5 separate regions of the Homo sapiens genome follow, and all the other regions are linked to region 4. A link is a contact called in ENCODE Hi-C data. All regions are on one chromosome and are shown on one strand. Each heading gives the region's core, a stretch centred on a gene start or an enhancer-like site at or near the end of the contact. The rest is flanking DNA. Distances are from core to core; before and after follow the strand shown. Region 1 holds the start of UBE2E3 (ubiquitin conjugating enzyme E2 E3). Region 2 holds the start of NABP1 (nucleic acid binding protein 1). Region 3 holds the start of FKBP7 (FKBP prolyl isomerase 7). Region 4 holds the start of ZC3H15 (zinc finger CCCH-type containing 15). Region 5 holds the start of SESTD1 (SEC14 and spectrin domain containing 1).

Evidence for each region. Hi-C counts contacts between places; a loop is a spot of excess contacts on that map. Pooled maps may share reads with other maps.
Region 1: a map of naive thymus-derived CD4-positive, alpha-beta T cell shows a loop between it and region 4 (8-fold over the local background). The contact joins the promoter of UBE2E3 here to the promoter of ZC3H15 in region 4. A Hi-C loop is called at or near these places in 2 of 168 maps with a recorded cell type or tissue (CD4-positive, alpha-beta memory T cell and naive thymus-derived CD4-positive, alpha-beta T cell) and 12 of 50 pooled maps.
Region 2: a loop to region 4 is called in a map of gastrocnemius medialis, with 15 times the contacts of the local background. The contact joins the promoter of NABP1 here to the promoter of ZC3H15 in region 4. A Hi-C loop is called at or near these places in 1 of 168 maps with a recorded cell type or tissue (gastrocnemius medialis), 1 of 37 single-sample maps with no recorded cell type and 17 of 50 pooled maps.
Region 3: a loop to region 4 is called in a map of CD8-positive, alpha-beta T cell, with 20 times the contacts of the local background. The contact joins the promoter of FKBP7 here to the promoter of ZC3H15 in region 4. A Hi-C loop is called at or near these places in 1 of 168 maps with a recorded cell type or tissue (CD8-positive, alpha-beta T cell), 1 of 37 single-sample maps with no recorded cell type and 5 of 50 pooled maps.
Region 5: a loop to region 4 is called in a pooled map, with 14 times the contacts of the local background. The contact joins the promoter of SESTD1 here to the promoter of ZC3H15 in region 4. A Hi-C loop is called at or near these places in 2 of 37 single-sample maps with no recorded cell type and 9 of 50 pooled maps.

What each region holds. Positions count from the first base shown.
Region 1 is chr2:180,978,100-180,982,462 of GRCh38, forward strand. It overlaps UBE2E3 (ubiquitin conjugating enzyme E2 E3), which reads left to right and starts at 2,506. Exons shown (of 6, transcript NM_006357.4): 1 at 2,506-2,874; 2 at 3,919-4,137. The coding sequence starts at 3,944. UBE2E3-DT (UBE2E3 divergent transcript) reads right to left here and starts at 2,913. Exons shown (of 2, transcript NR_187176.1): 1 at 1,967-2,913; 2 at 1-1,567. RefSeq lists a silencer at 1,924-2,783.
Region 2 is chr2:191,676,126-191,680,076 of GRCh38, forward strand. It overlaps NABP1 (nucleic acid binding protein 1), which reads left to right and starts at 2,011. Exons shown (of 6, transcript NM_001031716.5): 1 at 2,011-2,580; 2 at 2,865-3,003. The coding sequence starts at 2,490. RefSeq lists enhancers at 1,563-1,642, 1,852-2,354, 3,182-3,951 and silencers at 1,703-2,052, 2,653-2,712.
Region 3 is chr2:178,475,516-178,479,850 of GRCh38, forward strand. FKBP7 (FKBP prolyl isomerase 7) reads right to left here and starts at 3,085. Exons shown (of 4, transcript NM_181342.3): 1 at 2,764-3,085; 2 at 1,547-1,698. The coding sequence starts at 2,984.
Region 4 is chr2:186,484,981-186,488,991 of GRCh38, forward strand. It overlaps ZC3H15 (zinc finger CCCH-type containing 15), which reads left to right and starts at 1,280. Exons shown (of 10, transcript NM_018471.3): 1 at 1,280-1,477. The coding sequence starts at 1,403. It overlaps LOC105373785 (a long non-coding RNA gene), which reads right to left and starts at 1,020. Exons shown (of 2, transcript XR_001739147.3): 1 at 820-1,020. It also overlaps the pseudogene DPRXP1. RefSeq lists an enhancer at 910-1,389.
Region 5 is chr2:179,262,550-179,266,665 of GRCh38, forward strand. It overlaps SESTD1 (SEC14 and spectrin domain containing 1), which reads right to left and starts at 2,283. Exons shown (of 18, transcript NM_178123.5): 1 at 1,950-2,283. RefSeq lists an enhancer at 1,015-1,084 and silencers at 1,413-1,576, 1,685-1,754, 1,765-2,384.

The DNA of each region.
Region 1 (4,363 bases), core at 1,256-3,755, 5.5 Mb before region 4:
CTTGAGTCAGCTGAATGAAGGCAGCCAGGCACCTCACATTGTAGGGGCAGGGCACTACTGCCCCTAACCTTATGGAGCCATTCATTATCTTTACGGTGACTTTAACAATAGGTATTATTTGTTGAACACCCAAATTCCAGGTATTTTGCCAAGAGCATTATCTATATTATCTACATTATCACTGGCCCTAGTGCTCTCTCCAGGACCAATCTAATGTTTCCTTCTTTGACCTTTACCTCATGCCCCACAATTCCAACCTGAATTAATAGTTCCATTATTAGTTAATTGATGATTAGTAATGCTCTTTTCTCATTCTCTTTACTTCTTTAATACAGCACTTCTCATTCTGCAGGCTACGTTTCTGGCTGCCCCACTGCACAATTGAGCTTGGTTAAGAGCATGACCCATGTTTCACTCCAGTTTCCCAAGCAGTTAGTAGATCCTAAATATTCTGTTGGGTGAATGTTAAGTTAAACTCCATGACTTCAAGTTCGCCAAAGAATCACGGAATCATGGAATTTTTGAGCAGGAGAGGACTTAGAACCTTTGATACAATCTCCTTTTACATAAAAGTAATTGAAATAACTTAACTTGCCTGAGGTCATATGAACTTCGTAGAATGAGGATTAGAATACACTTCCCTGGCTTTTCAACCCAATACTATTTCTTCTGTAGAAGATGTTACCAAACAACTAAATATCTTTCTCCCCTAAGCTCCTTACCCCACTAAATCCTATCAGCAATTGGCCTTTGGGCCTTCAGGCTATTTCTGTTCTTAAATTTCCTAAAAGAACCCATGTTTAACGTACAGCTTTCCTTTTCTGTCTCCCCATTCCAAACAAAGCAAAGCTTCAACTCCAAATTGGCTGGCTTTTGCTGTAACATCACATCGTGTAAAGCTGGGGGAAAATTCTGCTTTTATTTTCACTAACAAGCTTTTCCCACAAGCACTCTTTGACCCAGCCAAATCAAAATGCTTGTCCACACACAGACCATGATCTTTTTTGAGGCATGAGATATTCTATCTGTTCATTCTGAGTGGAATATCCTTACTACTTATGAACCTAGCGAACTTTAATGAACTGTTCCCCTTCTGGACTAGGAGCTCTTAGCACAGAGTAGAGACCTGGCTTTAGTCACACAGCAATTGAATGAGTGTATGTCCAGCACCTAGCAACATATAGCCCTCAATAAAGTTAACTGAATGACTGTGTCTTTGGAAAATTATGGAAATGTAACTTACTCTTTAGAGTTGCTATCAAGCCTTTACCAAAAGTTTTCTATTAGGAGAAATAGTAAGCAAATACGTTGGCTCACTCAGTCTTTTCTTCTTTCCCTTAACTCTATACATCTTTTGACTGCCATTCTCACTCCCTTTGTGAACTGCACATTCTCACAGCACCCCTGCCCCTGGACACTTGTGGGAGAGGAATCCACAAATTCCTTTGAGGCTCCATCACCGGAACAAGTTCTCAGTAGCTGGAGAAGGCCTGGGTGGCAAACAGGAAGTTTTTGTATTCTGGCTACTTTGTGCCGTGGGGTAAAAACCGCAGAGTCCACCTGGAGACTGCAAAAAGAATGGTAGAACAAACAAAACTGTCACTATCTCCACCTAAAGCTTTTCTGGGTGGACATTCTGACTCAACATCACTCAGAACTTTTCTTTCCAGAACTGGCTCCTCATGTGCAAGACAGAAGAGTCCCGCAGAAAAGTGTCATGTTTTAGCTCTCATCGCCACCCCCCAACCCCAAACTCTTCTCCTTCACTTTTAAGAATGTTGAGCGGGACATTTTAAACACTGTTTTGGATTTTTAAGGTTTCAAATAATCCGAAGGACACTTCCCTTTGGCAGCGACAGTTGCAAGCTATGAGCCAAAAAGAAATAGAGGTTGTTCCCCTAATCTCCAAATACATTCTACCCTCTTCAATTCCCAGGACCCCAACTTGTCCCTTCCTCCAGCTTACGCGAGGGGCAAGTGGCAGCTCTTCTCCGCCTGCGTGCCTGGCCTCGTCAACAACACCCATTAGTCTCCCGTCTCCCGGGGCGGCGGGGGACTCCCAACCACGCGCCCAGGGCCCTTGCCCAGGTACTGGGGCCCCGGGAGCCACGACGGCCCCCGCGCAGGCGGATGGGATGGAACCAGCCCTGGGGACGCGGGTAGCCCAATGGGCAGCCTCGCCCCGGAGGCGGGCCCAGGCCGGAAGCCACCCCGCGGCACAGCGGCCCCGCGATACGGTGCCCGCGCCCCCGCCTTCTCTGGCACAGGCTCCGCGGCCAAGGGCGGCAGGGGCCAGCCCGCCGGGTCCCCGCCGCGCTCTTTGTCCTGGCCGCGCGCGGGCGGACGCGTGCACCCCCAGGGTGAGGGGAGGTGTGGAGAGCGCGCACGGGAGCGCGCGGGAACAGCTCGCGCCCGCCGGGCGTCGGCGGCGCGCGCCCCTCCGCCAGGCAAGCAGCGAGCACGCGCGTCGCCGCCGCGCCCGCCCCTCCCCCCCGCGCTCGCCTCGGAACTTGCTGACTGCGCGGCCGGGAGGAGCCGAGCCGGGCGGCGGCGGCGGGAGGCTACAGCGCGCGGGGGTCTCCCGCGTCCCCTCCGCCTCGCCGGGAGCTCGCGCCCTCGCCCAGCCGAGCTCCCACCCCCGCTTTTTTCCGAAGGCGCTGGGCGGCGCCACCCTCCGGCCGGAGCCCGGCACTGCACAACCCCCTCCGACTTTCAATGTTCCACACTCCCCGGCCAGAGCCTCCTCGGCTTCTTTTTTTCCCTCCCCCCCCTTCCCCCCCCCACAGCTGCCTCCATTTCCTTAAGGAAGGGTTTTTTTCTCTCTCCCTCCCCCACACCGTAGCGGCGCGCGAGCGGGCCGGGCGGGCGGCCGAGGTAAGGCGGCGGGGCCGGGGGGCCGCGTGGGGGGCGGCCGGGGCGGCGGCGGCGGTGGGGGAGGGGGCGGGGGCGGGCAGCTTTGTTCGCGCCGGGCGCCCGCGTCGCCGGTGTCCGCGAGCCGCGGCGGGGCCGGCTGGGCTGCTCGCATCACTTGGCGCCCGGCGCGGCGAGCGCTACCCGCGGCCCCCGCGCGGCCCTCCCCACAAAGGGCCGCGGAGCTGCGTGGCCGCCGCCGCCGGCCGTGGCTCGCCTCCGCGGGCGCGGAAATTTGTTGCACTTCTTGGGGCTTTGTTTATTTGTTTGTTTTTTCTCTGGGTTTCTTATTTTTTTCGTTATTTTGGACAAAATGTCGGTCCGTGATATAAAAATTGAGCGAGGAACCTTGGTGGCATTGGGAGCTTTGCAGAAGGTGCAGTTTGAATTCTGCTTTTCCCAGGGTGGCAGCTCGGTCTTGGCCGGATGAATCTTCGCTGCTGGCCGTGGAAACAGCTAGAGCAGCTCGTTAGTTGATTTTTAAATTTCCAAGTGTTGTGTTTAAAGGCTTTACGTGCACTGAGGAGGAATCGCCACCTTAAATAAGCATATGGGCGATTAACAGGGTGTGTTTTCCTCTCGGAAAGGGAATTTGGTAGCTTTGACCAATGTCAGTGTGTAAATATTTAGACGTTATTAGTGACTTTTAAACATTTTTCAGCGAGATCTGTTATTTACAGTGTGTCATATGTTATTAATGCTTGTTGCCTAAGTTCCTTGGCAAATCTGTTTCATGCCTTCTGAGAAAGTAGACAATTGATAGATTGTCCAAGAGACGGAAAAAAATGTGAGTGGGTTTTCTAACTTGAGTTCGGCAAATCCCTTAACGCTGGCGTTGTGTGACACATCACCTCCCTTGTACGTACCCCTGTTGTACGATGAAATAAGTGTGAACACTTTTGAAGCTTTTTCATTACAAGACGATTTTAGATGACTAGAAGAAAATGCTGTTGGTTTATTTCCTAGATTTAACATTTTCTCCTCCTCCTCCCCTGTTCTCTTTAAAAGTTTTCCAAGAGATAACTTCACCAAGATGTCCAGTGATAGGCAAAGGTCCGATGATGAGAGCCCCAGCACCAGCAGTGGCAGTTCAGATGCGGACCAGCGAGACCCAGCCGCTCCAGAGCCTGAAGAACAAGAGGAAAGAAAACCTTCTGCCACCCAGCAGAAGAAAAACACCAAACTCTCTAGCAAAACCACTGCTAAGTTATCCACTAGTGCTAAAAGGTAATGTGTAAAAGAAGGATCCAGCACACTTTGTCAGGTTGTCTTCCAGGTGGTTGGACGCTTTTGTTGGTTTTACCTCAATAGCAGTAGTTCAGAAATATTTACTTCATTATCAGTTTAATTGTACTTGAATGAGTTGTCATTCTTTAGGTGGTATGTAAGCAACATTACTAGAATTATACTTTTAAGCAAACTTAATTCTGTACTTCGGTAACTTCAGTTAAGA
Region 2 (3,951 bases), core at 761-3,260, 5.2 Mb after region 4:
ATGTTCATATAATTAGCCTGAACAGCCCAACCTAATCCCTTTTCTGGGGGCAAATGATTGAGAGTTGAGTGGCAAACTTTCTTTGCCCAAACTCTTGGCCGTAACTCTTAACATTCTTAATTGGTTTCCTGTCTATTCTTAATCTTTTGAAGATCTTGTCAAACCTTAAAAAAAAAAAAAAAGAGCTCTGCCTTAAATATTGCTTCTGTGAGAATATTTTGCCTGTTTAAGAAAATACAGCTTTGAGTACAATCCAATTGAAGTGTCAAGTCCTGCCAGATAACCATGGTAGAATTAGAGCTTCTGAGCTGGATTGGGATTGAGGTTGGACGCTGGCTCTGCCATTAACTGGCATGTTTCATCATTTGTTTTATTTGATGTTGAAATTATGCTTATAATTTTATTTTACACCACTTTCCAGTATGACATCAGTGTCTTTGGCACCTTGGGCTTTATTAGTTCATGAAATGGAAGCTTCTGTTTCCTTAAAAATGCCTTGACTCTCTTGCTAATGTTGTGATAATGTTTCCAACTCTTTCTAGGGCTATAATATCTATGCTGCTTGTTTGCAAATACTTGGGAAGTGGTGGTTGATCTAAAGATACTCAGAAAGAATGGGGAGAAAATTAAGGCTTCTGACACTTTTCCCAACATTTCTGTTATCATCACCAAGAATTAACTAGATGATTCTTTAATGCCCCACTACTTTATTCTGCTATTTTATTTCTTCAGTCTGTTTTTGACTCTTATAATGACACCACTGGAAGTTAAGTCTAAACATTACCTTTAGGCTGGAGAGCTCTGGGGTCAAGATTGACTAGATTTAAAACCCAGCTCAGCCATTCTCTAGCTATCTGGTCTCTGGTGAGTTCCATCGCCTGTAAAACGGGGATTAAAAAGGGGAAAATACTGAGTATGTACTATTTGCTAGGCACTAGTTGGACAATTTATGATCCATTTAATCAATCTTCTGCTAGGCAGGGATCCCCATTTTATTATGGTTAAAAAGCTGTAATAAAAGCCAATTGACCTAAAGCTCTCACAAGTAAATAGCTGGAGCCCAGGTTTGTCTCTAAAGCACATGCTCTTTTCACTACGCGACATAAAAAAAACTTTATTAATCTTTTTTTCCAGATTATGTTTCAAGGGTTCCCACTGCTGTTGAATAATTAATTCCTTTTAGATGTACAAAAGCAAGTGCAAAGTAAAAGAAGAAAAGCTAAATGGGGAAGGTGTGTAATATGAGAGGCAGGGGGTAAGGAAAAATGAGAAGTCTGCAAAGGAATTTACGTCCTATCTGCTTAGCATTACACAGTGGAAGCCCACGTCAGACATTTGTGTTGCAGTCCTGCCTGCTCAGGGGTTGCTGGGTGACCTTCTGCAAATTACCTCATCTTTCTGGGTTTCAATTTAAGTATGCCTGAAATGAGGCGGTTGAATTGATCTCCAAATTCCCTTCTGGTGCTAAACTTCCAGCCTTGTAGCCACTGACGCCTTCACCATCCCAGCCTGTTTTCCCTTGGTACCGGACCAGCTGCCCTTGCCCGAACCCTGTTCTTCCTCGACTGCGAACTTTCTAACGTACTCACAGGTTCTAAACTCTACCGTTCCTCGTGACCGAGGGACTAAAGGGCCCGGGCAGGGGCTCAACTCTGAGAGAAAAAAAGGCAAGAAAACTCCAAAGTTGGACAGCAAGCGTCAAAAGACTGCACAGCAGGAAGGCGAAACCGAACAGAACTGCTGCTGCGCGGCGACAGCTGAAGTGGGTGGAGAACGGGAGGGCGGGGGAGGCGGGGCCGAGAGCGATTGGAAGGACGAGGGGGCGGAGCCCGCGCTGACAGCCCCCGGGGAGGAGCGAGGGAAGCTCTGCGGGCTGCGGCGGCCGGGTCCCGCCCCTTTGCTTCCCCTCCCCAGCACCAGGCGGGCGTGGCAGCAGGCGTGCCGACGCAGCGTGACTTCACAAGGGGAGGGGCGGGCCGAGGGTCCTGCCGGCGCGCGGGCGTGTTCATCAGTCGCTGTTTGGGACGCTGGGTGTGCGGTGTTCTGTCTCCGCTCCCGTTTCGCTGTCACAGCCCGTTCCTTCCCGGAGCCCGGGACAGGCTGGGCGCGCGCCCGTGTGAGTGAGCGGGACTCAGGGCAGAAGTGTCCCCTCACTGCGTTTTTTTTTCCTTTTATCCAAAGAACGGGGCAGTTAGTACGCTTGCCTTCCTGTCGCCCGGTTGGGAGCGGGGTTGGTGTGCGGAGTGGTTCGCCTTTTTTTCTTTAGAACTTGTGAGCCTTTTTTTTTTTTTTTTTTTTTTTTCTTTTTTTAGGCTCAGTGCTGTCCGGGCTGGTTTGCCCGGTCCCTGACTAACGGCTTTCTGCCCCTTCTCTCGCCACCCCTGCCCAAGGTCGCCCCTCTGCCTTCGCCCCTGTCCCGGGAGGGTGGGAAGCTTTGACCCCGCCCTGCCCACTCGCGTCTCCGCAGCCGTAGCCGCGCCTGTCCCAATATGAATAGGGTCAACGACCCACTTATTTTTATAAGAGATATTAAGCCCGGACTGAAAAACTTAAATGTCGTCTTTATTGTCCTGGAGATAGGTAAGTGGGGTTTGCAGCCTACTCCACCGCCCGCTGTGCCTCCCGGGGCGGGAGACAGGGGCGCCGGCCGCTGCGCGCCCGGGGCTCCCCTCCTCCTCCCTCCCCTCCCCCACCCACGTGGCTCTAGTGGCCTCCGCCCGAGATCGGATCCTACCTGAGGCGGGAGCCCTGGGCTTGGTCACTTCCCACCTTCCAGATGTATTAAAATACCGGAGGAGGAGTTAGCCTTTCTGGATGTCCTCATTATCTAACAACCCCTCCCTTTGATTTTTAAATCCTCACAGGACGCGTGACCAAAACCAAAGACGGCCATGAAGTGAGATCGTGCAAAGTAGCAGATAAAACGGGCAGCATCACTATTTCCGTGTGGGATGAGATCGGAGGTCTTATACAGCCAGGGGATATTATTCGGTTGACCAGAGGGTAGGTGTGCAAAAAAGTCGGGGGACCTAACAGTCTGCAGAATCGGGATTGGCCGGCTCCTGGGATCTTGGCAAGCCCTGAAGTCCCCCGCCTTTTCTGTGGGCCACTCTTGAGGAGTTTTGAACTCCTTTGGTGTTAACTTTGGGTGGTGGGCAGCGCTGGGATGTAACAGACCTTTGCAGTGAAAGGCAGTCGGTTTCAGCTGGGAAATCCGCGCCTCTACCCCGGTTTACAGGTTAAGTAGATTTTTAATTATTATTATTTTTTGGGACCGAGTCTCGCTCTGTCGCCAAGCTGGAGTGCAGTGGCGTGATCTCTCCTCACTGCAGCCTCCGCCTCGCGGGTTCAAGAGATTCTCGTGCCTCAGCCTCCCAAGTAGCTGGGACTACAGGCGTGTGCCACCACGCCCAGCTAAGTTTTGTATTTTTAGCAGAGACGGGGTTTCAGAGTGTTGCCCAGGCTGGTCTCCAACTCCTGACCTCAAGTGATCCGCGCGCCCCAACCTCCCAAAGTGCTGGGATTACAGGCGTGAGCCACCACGCCCGGCATAGATTTTTAGTTCTATTCTGAGTCAGTGAGTCTTTTTAGGAGACTGGTATAGTCCATATTTTTTCTTTTTTATAAGTTGTTTTCTCTAGTGTAGTTGCCACTCAGTTGTTTCCCACCCCTTCTCCATTTTTAATGACTTGAAATCCTGGCCAGTATTTTACATATGTTATTTAGAAATGTGGACATAAATGAAAATTATAGGTAAAGGATTTAGCATATTCTGTGATATGTCAAATTTGTACTTGGAAAAAGAGGGAAACTTTACAGTATCTGGAAGGCTCATTCTCCAAAATGATTTCTTGTGTCTTCTGCTGTAAGGTGGATGTTGCGCAAAAACCAAAGGGATACACAGAAAATGTTTGGCAGAAAGGCATCTACAATACCTTCATCCAAAAGAGT
Region 3 (4,335 bases), core at 1,835-4,334, 8.0 Mb before region 4:
CACCACACCCGGGCCTGCATTTTCACTTTTGATAACAGTTGATAGAGAAGTTGAATGATTTCCATTCCCAGCAATAATGCTGGTTTTTCCATGCTTTTGCCAAGTTGTTTTGTGTTTGCTAATCTGATGAGTGAAATATGATGTCTCATTTTTAATTTCTCTTTATGAATAAAATTAAGTATTCTCATAGACTTAAAGGCCATTTGTAGTTTTTTGTTAGTGGGTGCTTATTTATGAATTTGGCCCATTTCTAGGGATATGTCATTTTCATTATTGGTTAGCAAGTCTTCATACATGTTACAAACATTTTTCCCGCTTATTTGCTTTACCTAGGTTTTCAGATCTTTTTGCTGTAGGATTTTTAAAATGACAAGATATTGAAAGAATAAGATCATTTCTTGCACATTTGAAGGCTTGTCCTGTATTGGGGTAATAATGACTGACAGCCCATTATATCTCAGCTGTTCCTTTTACAATGTGCCCGTCCTGTCCTTTTACTCTAAACCTACATGTTCCAGTTTCTGAGTTTTATGAATTTAACTTTGGTACTGCTTACCAAAGATCTGTGTTATAAATATTTATGTAATAATAACATATGCTGAAAACAAATAAAAATGCTTAAGGTAGAGCTTATAGAATATATATAATCATCATGAGTGTTGCCACAATGTAGAAGAAAGAACTCTGGCCAGAGATCTATATTCAAACAATGTCATATTATCCTTATAAGCAAAAAGAAGGGACTGGACTGAACTAGATAGAGCTTAAGGTCATTGGGCTTTACTGTTCTCTTTATTTCATCTATCATTTTTTATTTCACTTTTTTGTTTTTAATTGTGGTAAAATACACATAACATAAAATTTACCATCATAACAATTTTCAAGTGTGTTGTTCAGTAAAGTACGCTTACACTACCATGCAACCAATCTCCAGAACTCTTCATCTGGCAAAAATGAAACTCTATACCCATTGGTCAACAATTCCCCTTTTCCCTCTCACTTCAGCCTCTGGCAATCACCCTTCTACTTTGTCTCTATTAATTTGACTACTCCAGGTACCTCACATAAATGGAATTATACAGTATTTGTCTTTTTGTGACTGGTTTATTTCATTTAGCATAATGTCCTCAAGGCTGATACATGTTGGTGCATGTCTCAGAATTTTCTTCCTTTTTAAGGCTGAATAATATTCCATTTCATTTTTTTTTTTTTTTTTTTTGTAGAGCAGGGTCTTGCTGTTGCTCAGGCTGGTCCTGGCCTCAAGTGATTCTACCACCTTGGCCTCCCAAAGTGTTGGGATTACAGGCATGAGCCACTGTGCCTGGCTTCCATATATGCATGTATTCATTTTGTTTATCCATTTCTCTATGTATGGACATGTGGCTTGCTTCCATCTCTTGTCTATTGTACATGGCTGCTATGAGCATGGCTGTACAAATATTTCTTTGAGACTGTGCTTTCAATTCTTTCAGACCTATATACCCAGAAATCTATTAATCATTTTTTAAATATAACTAAAACAAGAAATTAAAATTAAACATCTTACCATAGCCTTCCTTTCCGTATGCAAATGAAGGGGGTATAACTACTTTTCGCTTTTCTCCAGGGCACATATCTGTCATAGCAATGTCTAGGCCTTTTATGACTTGCCCAACACCAAGAACAAACCATTTGGGGTGGCCTTCATTTTGTGTCCGGCTATAACAAAAAGCAATACTTAAGTAAACTGATTTCAAGAAATCAAACTTGAAAATACAGCTGGGCATTTAAAATTGGAGTCCTCTCTAACCATCATTCCCATATAATCACTCTTTCTAAAACCCTTAATGGGGTGTTTGACTCAAACTTCCCTATAATCACCAGAAAGAAGTATGATTTGCCCAAAGTTAATCATTAACAGCCATCTCATTTTTTAAAATTGTTATCTTTACAAAAACTATTCAACAGTTAACTTTTTAATGGGTCTCCAGCCCCTAACTAGGTGCATGGCTTGTACAAAGAACTCATTTAACTCCCTGGGTTTGTTGTAAAAAAATGATAGGGCAGTTTTAGCCTCAAAAAGTCATTTTAATAGTAATTTAAAATGGTATATTTTCTTATTAAATTCTAATGATATAATTTATTAAATTCTTATTAAATTATAAAATTGTATAAATTCTTATTAAATTTCTCTATTTTATTCTAAATGGATGGAACTGTTTTTCCCAGTCCTATCTTTACAGGGTAAAGAAAAGATTCTCCCTCTGAGTAATAAGCCATCAATTAAATCAGAGTAGGCACCAGGTGGAATGAGGGAGCAGGGCCCACCAGAAGTCACCAGGGAAGTAACTGTTTTTCTTGATAGAAAGTGGCCACAACCTATAAAAATCGTGCTTCTGAAGGCCAGAATTAAATCTCTTTATTCCATGTATTCCTCCGTAAAGACTCAATACTTCTGGCAAGGGAAAAATGTGAACATCCTTATAGGCAGAACCTTGATTTAATTCTGGAGGTCCCAAGGGTAATGGTGGTGGTTGATGTGTGTGTGGATGTATCGTATTTTTGATAATTTATTGCCACAACATTTTCAATACTTTAAATAAAAATATTCAGTTTATTAGAGAAACACTGCCATATAATGTGATTTTTTTTAATGAATAAAGGGCTCAACTTTTACCGTTAAAAAATAAAACCCCAACCAACCAACCAATGAGGCTTCCGCTTGGTGGAGGCAGGCAAGATTTTGTGCAACTGGACGCACGGGCAGCTCGCAGCATTTCCTACCTGCAGTAGAATTTCGAGCCGTCTTTAGCCAGGTAGCCGTCATAATGGGCATTTAGTAGGTCTCCCTTCTTGCTTGTCTTAGAGCAGTTTTCTGGACGATGCAAAACTTCTATTTTCACTTCTTCGGTGCTCTCCTCTTTCTTTTGTCTCTGAGCAGTAAAAAGGCCCCACAGATAAAAGAAAACAATGAATCTGAATAAGAAATGCATGGTTTTTGGCATCGGCTCCAGCAGAACACTGCTCTCCCTCCCGCGTGTCACTCGCGCCCCGTGGATGTCCCGCGGCCGAGTTCCGACGCGTGGCAGGCGTTGTCCTGCGTCACAAAGGGCCGGGGCGGGGCCATAGATGCGGCCCCGCCCTCTCATGGCCCCAACCCCTCCGCCTCCCGCAGCGGGCTCAGCGCGGTTAACGCTGTTTCTAGGCCCTCGGGCTGGCTGTCCTCAGTCTTTAAGATCGCAACGCACACTCGCTCCGCTTCTTCTCGCTAAACCCGCGTATTTTACAGCAGGTTTCCTCAGGGTTCGGTGACAACATTCGCATTTTCTAAAATGAAACTGGCATAAGACGAAATAAACAGCCTGGGATGTCGTAGAGTCAGGGAATATGGTTGTCATTTCTGGAAGCAAAAGGCTTCTAAGACCCCTAGGGAACGAGCAGATAGATACTGGGGGGAGGGAGAGGCATGCTGGAAAAGGAGCGTAAAAAATAGGCTGGCGGTGGCTTTCTGGGTGCTTCGGAGGTGTCCTTGAAGCGCATTCTCAGGTCGGAATCTTGCATTCAGAGGTTCCAGGCTGAGTCGCACAACCTGAAGGCCAGCCCGATGCAACGAAACTGCGGTACCGCAACTCCTCTGCCTGGCTGCAGGCGTTTCCGAGAGCCGACCTCCACAATTCAGCATCCTCCGCTGGCTTGCATTTCTTTTCCCCGCCACTCGGGGCCGCCCTTGATTCGAGGGCCTCTGGTAGTGCGGGGAATGTTCTTTTGACTTTTTTGTACCATCCCATGGGATACGTAATTGTCCACATCAGTCAAGAAAACTTGAGTATTGGGCATGTTGTCCCAATCTCACAGCTAATACGCAGCAGGGATTTGGTCAAATCTGTGTGACAACACCACTTCACCACCAATTTTAGTATGAAAACCTTTAAAATACACAGAAAGTTGAATTCTACAGTAAACTCTCCTACACCCACCATCTGGATCCTGTCATTGAACTATATTATATTTATTACATATCCATCCATCACTCTATCCATCCATCAATTCGCCTTGTTTCCAAGTGAATACCCAAAGACTACCCAAACCAGAAAACCAGCAAAGGCCTTCTGCATTCGCCTGGATTAAGTTCTGGGAGTAGAGGTGCTATTCTACCTCGGTGATGCGAAGAAAAGCCGCAGCACTGAGCCTGATTGATGTGCTTTGCTTAAAGTTTGCAAAATTCCATAAACCTGAAAATTACTGTCGATTATGCAAGATGACAATTGCGTCCAAGCAGGAGTTTCAAAAATCATAAAAGCTAGGGGGAAGTCCCCATTTCTAGACTAAAATTCCGAAGTCGAGTTCCATGTTTTA
Region 4 (4,011 bases), core at 30-2,529:
GACACAATTCTTTTTAGTAGCTATCACATTTCTTCTACACACACACATACACACACAAAACATACTTGGGGTTCCTTGACATTATCTTACGTAGAAAATTACTAAGCAAATAATCAATTTGACTAAGTAGGGGGGCTTATCGTTTTCTCCCTATTCAAATTAATGAAAAAGATAAAAAAACTTTTATCTATAAAGATGATTCTTGGTTCCACAATGCTTCTTAACAGAAATAGTTTAAACAATAATCATTTTAAAAAATAACAGCTAAGCATTGTACATTTTTAAAAAATAGTATTTTCGTTTGTACAAATATCAATGGGTCCCATTCATCATTCAAGTACCTTTTCAAACAGGATCTAAGTTTGTAATGTTAGGTAATAGGCATATAGGCTGAAGCCGGACTGCCAAGATTACAATTGCTGGCTCTGTCCTTAATATAACTTTGGGCATCTTTCTTCCTTTCTCTGCTTCATCTATAAAACGAAAACAGTAACAACTCCCACCTAAGTGTCGTTGTGATAACTAAATGAAATAGTGTGTGTAATGTGCCAAGGAATTTCTGGAGCTACCAAGCACTTAAACTAAGTTCTAACTAAGTTTGGTTACTTTCACGTTATAAAGGAATTTTTAGGAATCACCTAGGCACTCTCCTAAAGTCTCAAAATAACTTAATACAGTACTTCTAAGGAGTTCAAGTGCCTCCTTATCTGGGACGCCATCTCAGATGCTCTTCAAATGAAAGGGACCCTGCAAATGAAAGTTAACTTTTTCCATTTTTTAAATAATCCTTCGCAGGAATCTGAAGCACGCGACACTCACGGGCCATTCAGCTCCGCCTCTCCAGGGAACAAGAAGGTTAACTGAGTAACGTGGTCACGGAGCAACCCCGAGTCGCTGCGGCTGCTTAGTAGTCACTCAGGATGGGGATGGTACAGGGGACCATTAACTGGCCCGGCAGGAAAAGTTTCCCGGTGAGGTGACGATGGACAAGAGTCGCCCCATCGTAAGCGAAAGTGGACTGAGAGGAAGCACAAACGCATGGACTCAACCAGCTCGCCCAGATTCACCCTCAGGCCTTTTGCCATCTGAAAAGGGCCTATCGGATGCGCGACATCACGAGTGACGCGTAGTCATTTTCCCACGTCCCGTCCCTGCCCCCTCCTAGTGGGACGCAGTGGGCGCGCACGCGCAGCTCCGCTTCCGGGAGCCGCTCCTCGCTACCCACTATGCTCTGCGACATCGACCTGTCGCAAAGGCCGCGTTTGCGGGGCCAATGAGCGACTCGCTTTCCGTGCGGTGCGGCGAGTGAGGCCCCGGTCTTCCTCCTCGTCCTGCCGCAGGGCCAGAACCCCTGACGGTATTCAGCTGCGCGTAAGTCTGGCCGGTGCCATCTGTCTCCGCAATGCCCCCCAAGAAACAGGCTCAGGCCGGGGGCAGCAAAAAGGCGGAGCAAAAAAAGAAGGAGAAGATTATCGAAGTGAGTACCCACCCCTCCCCCACTCACGCCGCGAGCCCTCCGGAAAGCCACTTCCCCGCTCCGGGCTTCCCTGGGAGCCGGCTCGCTTCCTCGGGCCACGTGTTCCTCCCTTAGGCCTGTGTGGCCCACTGCCCCTTCTCCAGCCCCTGATGACGCTAGCTCTCTCATTACTATAGTGACGCTGCTGGCGCCCCCGCACCTGGGCTTTGCCTCTCCGCCCACACGCCCGTGTTCACCCACCCATGCACCCGGGTGCGAAATGACCCCTCGGGACTGGCACAGGGTTTTATCCTTCGCTAGTCCTCTCAGAATTGAGGAGATTTTCCAAGGTTATGTGTGAAGAAATACGCTGAACGGTCTCGGGCCAGCGTCTTTCTGGAAGACCGACTCATGACGAGTCTTTGTGTTCGTTATTTCTTTACCCGTCACCCAGGGATGGTACTGTTAGTTCTTTTGAACCAACAAATTACGACTTGGTGGCTTTTTCGATCCACCTCTGAAATGTTTAAAGTCCCATAAAGAATGGAAGGACTTTCCGTCACAACCCAGGGTCTTGAACGCAGAGCTTGGTACTTACATTCTGAAGTGGATTAAATAGGATAACGCCTTAAAAGAGATTAGGTTTCAGTGTCACTAATTGTGTGAAGTCCCGTAACCCAGTTTGAGATATATGTGTGTGTGTGCGCGTGTATATATGTATACATCTATGTGTGTGTATATGTGTATATATGTGTGTGTATATATATTCGTTTAACACATTGAGCCTGTAGCCCTTTAATGGCCAAGGAACGCTATTGACGTTCTTACATGTTGTGCACTTGTTTTCCAACAACTGAATTGAGTTTCCTTAAAAGATGAACCATATTTGACATTACGTAAACATACCATACAGACCCCAACGAGGTATTTCTTCCCTCGATTTCTGCTATTAATCCTCCTCATAATTAAATAGGACCTCTTGTACTTTGGATATAATTAGAAAAAGCCATGACCATTTTACCGCATAAGGTGTAAAGTCTGCTCATTGGATTTAAGAAAATGCTTAAGAATTTTGCTATACTTGGCCAGGTTCCAACTTTGGAGGAGAACTGGTATTCTTATTGCCAATTTGTACAGTTTAAAACTGTCATGAAGTACTATAGCCAGACACTTAAAAACAAAATATTACCTTCACATCTGTGTTTTCTATTACCTTATTTGAACAATCTGGATTCGTGGCACTTAGGTAAATTTCAGGGGTTGCTGATCGGATGGCATTCACTTTTATGAAAACCAAGGACATTTTAGGGATGTCGTTTTCCTCGAGATTGGACCCTGATACGAAGTAAAACTCCCATTGAAATTAAATGTTATGTAATAATTTAGACAATTTAAATTATACTTCATGCATTGTAGAGCTTTCTCTATATCTAATTGTTTTATTTTTAATTAGTAGGACTAGTATTCTTATTTTAAGGAATTATGTGTGAAAGTTGTTTATAGTATCCATCAACTTTTAAAATGATGCATATGTTATGATTCTAGTCATCTTGTGACGAAATTATTTTTTAGCTAAAGAGAAAGCAATTTTAGTTTCAATAATGAAGGTATCTCCAAAGAAAAATGCAAAATAAGACAACTGCACTTTTTAACTAAAAATATTAACAACAACAAAGTGGTGAAATTAAGCCCGATTTTGTGTTTTCTACATTTAATATATATTATTTTTTTAATTTATTTTTTGTTGAGGTATAACTTATGTAAAATAAAATGTACAGGTTCTAGATGTATAGTTCTATGTGTTTTGAGGAATTTATTCACCCAGGTAGCTGCCACCCTAATTAAGACTTGAAACATTTCTATCACCCCACTAAATTTGTTTTGTGCCTCTTTCTATTTAATTCTTTCCACACGTGCAGCCACTAATTTTTTTGACAGGATAGATTAGTTTTTACCACTCTAGGAACTCATATAAATTATACAGTAGGTAGCCTTTGTGTCCTTCTTCTTGCTTTCACACCATGCAGTGTTTTTGAGATCCATGCATGTTGTGTATATTTCTAGTATGTTCCTTATTGCTGAAAAGTATTCTCTTGTATGGGAACCATTACAATATGTCACCTTTTGTGTTTAGTGTCTCTCTCTACTTGGAGGAACCAAAAGACGTTATAATTGACGCTTGAAAAACAAACTTAGGATTCCAAAATGGGTTAGAGGCGGTGTTTGTTAAAATCTCGGCAGCCAGAATGGATTATTTTGTGGCTAATGGAGTCATCTGTAGGGACCTTAACCTTGGGGCATACGCTGAGTTGGCATGAGAGTGTCCAATCATCTGTATACATTAGAGCTACAGGATAGGCATCATTAGGGGATCTGGGTGGTGTGTCTATTTCTCTGGGAAGGACTGGTCTTGACTACACCCTCAGTTAATTGCAGTTGTTGAGCTTCTTGCTTTTGCTGAATATGCTTGCATTTTGCTTTCTTGTGTTTTGTGCTATCATTCTTTAACCTAACCTGCAGTACCGTTGGATGTATGTCTTTGAGGCCATTTCTTT
Region 5 (4,116 bases), core at 1,033-3,532, 7.2 Mb before region 4:
CTTTGAAGTTAGCTACTATACAGATGAATGGTATTTTTAGTAAAGTAAAACTACTATAACAGAGAAACTTTCTAAAAATCGGATTAGTTTGGTACAATTTCATTTTTTCAAAAGAAATGTCATTAATACCAAGTTCATTTTTAGAGAGTGGAAAAGCTTCAACAAGTCCTTATAAAAATACATTTTTTAAAAAGGTCAAAATGCAATACTTTGTTTTCTTAATTATTGGACATTTCATTTTCAGATATATCATTAGTAGATTACCTGTTTAAAATGTCATTAAATGCCTAGCAATGAATTAAAACCCAAGTAGATGCAACTTTGTGACCTCTACTTACAACTTTCTACATTCTGCATTCTGTTGTCAGATTCCTAGTCCATCACTAGCTCCTAATCTCTTACATCAATTATTCCATTCAATTCTTATTCACAGGGGCTAAAATGTTTGGTAAATGCAATCAATTCATTTTTCTAATGCTGGGGAAAAACTAGAGTGGGCCCAATTTTTAAGGTTAAATTTAGTCCAGAATGTTTGAATAAATATTCAACAAAACGATTTCCTGGAATTTGGAACATAAAAACAGCCTATAGAGTTGTGAAATGCTTTCTAGGTCCTTGGGGAATTTTTTCACGTATTTAGTCATGGGGCAAAGTATTACGTATAAAAGCTTCCTGGTCCTAGAACAAAGACGTATTTTACTGCTCAAAGCTAAAGGAATTAGTATTGTTAAACTAAAATAGCATACCAATGAAACCAGCTAGGTATTGGCATAACTTAACCAAGGTATGTAACCAAAGATAAATTGTACCTTATTATGCATTCTTCCTTGGGAGGAAAAATTCTCACATTAATAAGATTTAGCCAGCCAAAACAGAAAAAGTATATAGATATATGTGTGTCTGTGTATGTAGGTATGTATAAGGATTAGGATTTTGAGTGGCAATTTAAATTTGACGGTTTGCCAAGCTATGCTGGGATACATAGTGGGCATGCTTGACACAAGCAAAACGTGAAGTAAGAGACGACCTGTCAAACAGCTGCTATCTAGTTACTCCCTCGGCAGCACTCCCAACTTCTCCCGCGATGTCTGTGTGTAAGAGAAAGATGTCAAAGCACCAAGAAAACCACGGGGGCTGTCAGAGCAACAGCCAAGTCCAAACCGTGCATCCCAGGGTGAAATCCCACCCGTACCCTCAAGAGCTGGTCAGACTGCGGCTCTTTTCTAATATGAGTCTACCTAAAATAGAAAAATAAACACAACCACAGACCCTGGCCAACCCTCTCTCTCCTCCCCTTTGTGACTCTCCCAAACGCTGGAGGGATGTTAACCTCTGGCAGGCCCGTGGAAGCCAAGCCCCGCGACCTGAGGAGGCGTCCAGGAGCCTCGGCGCAGCCCTGGGGCCTCGAGCCCGTGTCCTCCACCCACCCGACAGGGCCGGTCACCGGTCACACAAAGGAGCCAGTCGCGGGCGCTGGACGCGGGACTCGCCCGAGAGCAGGGAGCCACATCTGGTTCCTGCACGCTGGCAAAAGAGACCCGCTGGAAAATAAGGACTAACGCCCAAACCTGTTGCACAATTCGGGTCCCTTTCACCCAGAAATGAACAAGGGCGCTCAGGAACGGAAAAGCGCGCGGCCCGGTCTCTGCGGGCCGCGGCCGCACCCGGCAGACGGCGCGGAGGCAAAGGCGGCCCGCAGGGCTCCCACCTCCGGCGCTTTGTCTGTGGCGGCAAGGCGGTGGGGGCGGTCGGGGCGTTGGGAGCAGAGGCGGTGGCGGGGCGGGGGCGCCCCTCCTTCACTGCGTAGCCCCTCCGCCCCGCGGCCCGCGCAGGGGAAGAAAGCCGGGCCCGCTACCGCCGCCGCCGCCGACTGCACCGGCCCAAGCCGGCCACCCGGCCGCGGGGCCTGCGCGCTTCTCCCGCCCGGGCCGAGCGGCGGCCACACTCACCTGGCTGGCGCTGACGCTAGCGGCCGGCGGCTCCGGGGCGTTGGGGAAGACAGGGGAACGCTAGCGAGGTGCGGGCGGAGGCGGAGGGCGCGGCGGGAGGAAGGCGGGCTGGGGGCGGAGCGGGCCCGGGCGGCGGCGGCAGCAGCGGCGACGGCTGCGGCTCCAGTCACTCGCGGCAAATCGCGTCCCGGCCCCTCCGTGCGTCAGGCGGGGAGCGGGGGTGCGGGTGGCCCGGCGACCTCTCGGCACCCGCGGCCCGAGCCGCGTCCGCGCGACCCCGCGCGCGCCCGGGTGACGGCGGTACAGCAACCCGCCCGGCGCGGGAAGGAGGAAGGAGGCGGGGCGGGGCGGGGCGTCCAACCGGGCCTGGGGCTGAGGGCTGGGCGCGAGTGGGACTCTGGCGCTCCGGACGGACCCTGCCGTCCCCACCCCTAGCCGAGGCCCAGGCTCCCCAGGCGGGAGGCAGTCTTGGAGAGTGGAAGGGTACCTAGATCTGGAGTCAGAAGTCTGGGCTTAAGAGAGGGTCCGTTACTTGACACCCTGGCAGGTCATTTATTTCCTCTGGCCTCATGCTGGAGTTCGAAGGTTCGAGTACAAAGTCTCCAAGAGCTGCTCCCAAGTACTCACTGCCAAGCGGTGGTGTGGCTGAAGGATGAAGGCAGATGAAAGGGAAAGGGTTGCGGTGAGGAAGGGCTGGATTCAGGGCATTTGTTTTGCTTTGAGGATCTTTCCACTGGACAGTCCAAAATTAATCCACAATGGGGCTCCCTGATAATGGCTACTTCCCCATTTTTACCAACCTAGTTATTTTTCTCCAAGTATACTGACTTAAGAGTCCTTGTTTTCATTTTATTGCGCAAATCATTTGTATGTCATTTCCTGAATTCAGTTCAAAAGAGTCATCAGCAAATTCACACCAGATCAGAGCAGCTGTGTGGTCCCAATTTCAAGACTTCCATATTATTCACTCAGCCACTCACTTCAGTATCACCTAATTCCGTTGATAAAATCTTCCTATTCCAACAACTAAGCAACCAAATTTCTCTCCACTAAAGTTTTCTGACTTAAAATCCCGTGGATTAATTCTTCCTCTTAATTCTGTGAATATCAGTCTGTCTCCATGACTTCCACCTCTTTGCCACTCTAGGTCAAGCCTTTAACTTCACTGCTGCTTCAGTTCCATATAACTGCCAGAGAGAATGCTCCAAAAAGACAGAGCTAAGCATGAAACGTCCCTCTTTAAAATCATTCAAAGTCTCTCCACCTGGTTGAATCAGGTTCAAACTCATTACCATGGTTTACAAAGCCATTTAAAATCTGATCTATTGACCTCCTTGGCTCCAGCTTCAACTCCTAATATATCTACGTATCACACAAATTCAACAGACTTTGTCTTTGTGCCCTTGTAGTTTTCCCCCACCTGAAATCCATCCCTCATTTAACCAGTTGAACTCCTATTGTCCTTCAAGATAATGAAGATAATGCATCCCTTCCTCCTTGGAATCTTCCCTGACATCATCTCCTTTCACCACATCTGTATCCTTACCCCACACATTTACAATGAATTAAATACTCTTTTTCTCTCTGCTTTCATAAAATCGTCTATCTACAGTATTCCCTATGATAATCTTTAATACTTGCTTTTTTCCTGTTGCTTTGCTTGGTGGCCTTTTCTTCCTAGACTGTGTGTTCCTTAAAAGGACAGGGATTTTGTCTAGTTCATTTTTTTTGCTCCCCAGAACATAGCACAGTGCTCAGCACAAAAAAGGTTCTCTTTAACTGTTTGCTGAAGCGTTGAAATAATTTTCCATCCCAACAAATAGATGTTGAGCATCTACTCAACGAAAAGAAAATACAGGGAAGTCCACAGTCCCAGCCTTTTTTAGCCTTCCGTGGTATTCTGTTTTTCCCTTCTCTACTATGTGGCATTCTCTGCTTATCATTTTAAACTCTCTCCAACTACCATTCACATTCTTTGCTTATCCTAGTAAAACAAGAGCATGCCAAGCAATCCATTATAATAATTCACAAAATATCCCTGCCCTTCCTCTTTACATACTTCTGGTTCCACATTGTATTACCTAGGTGTTAGATAAGAGGTAACTGCTATAATGGAAAAAACATTAAACTATAAATTCAGAGAATGAAATTTGGATGCTACGTTTTC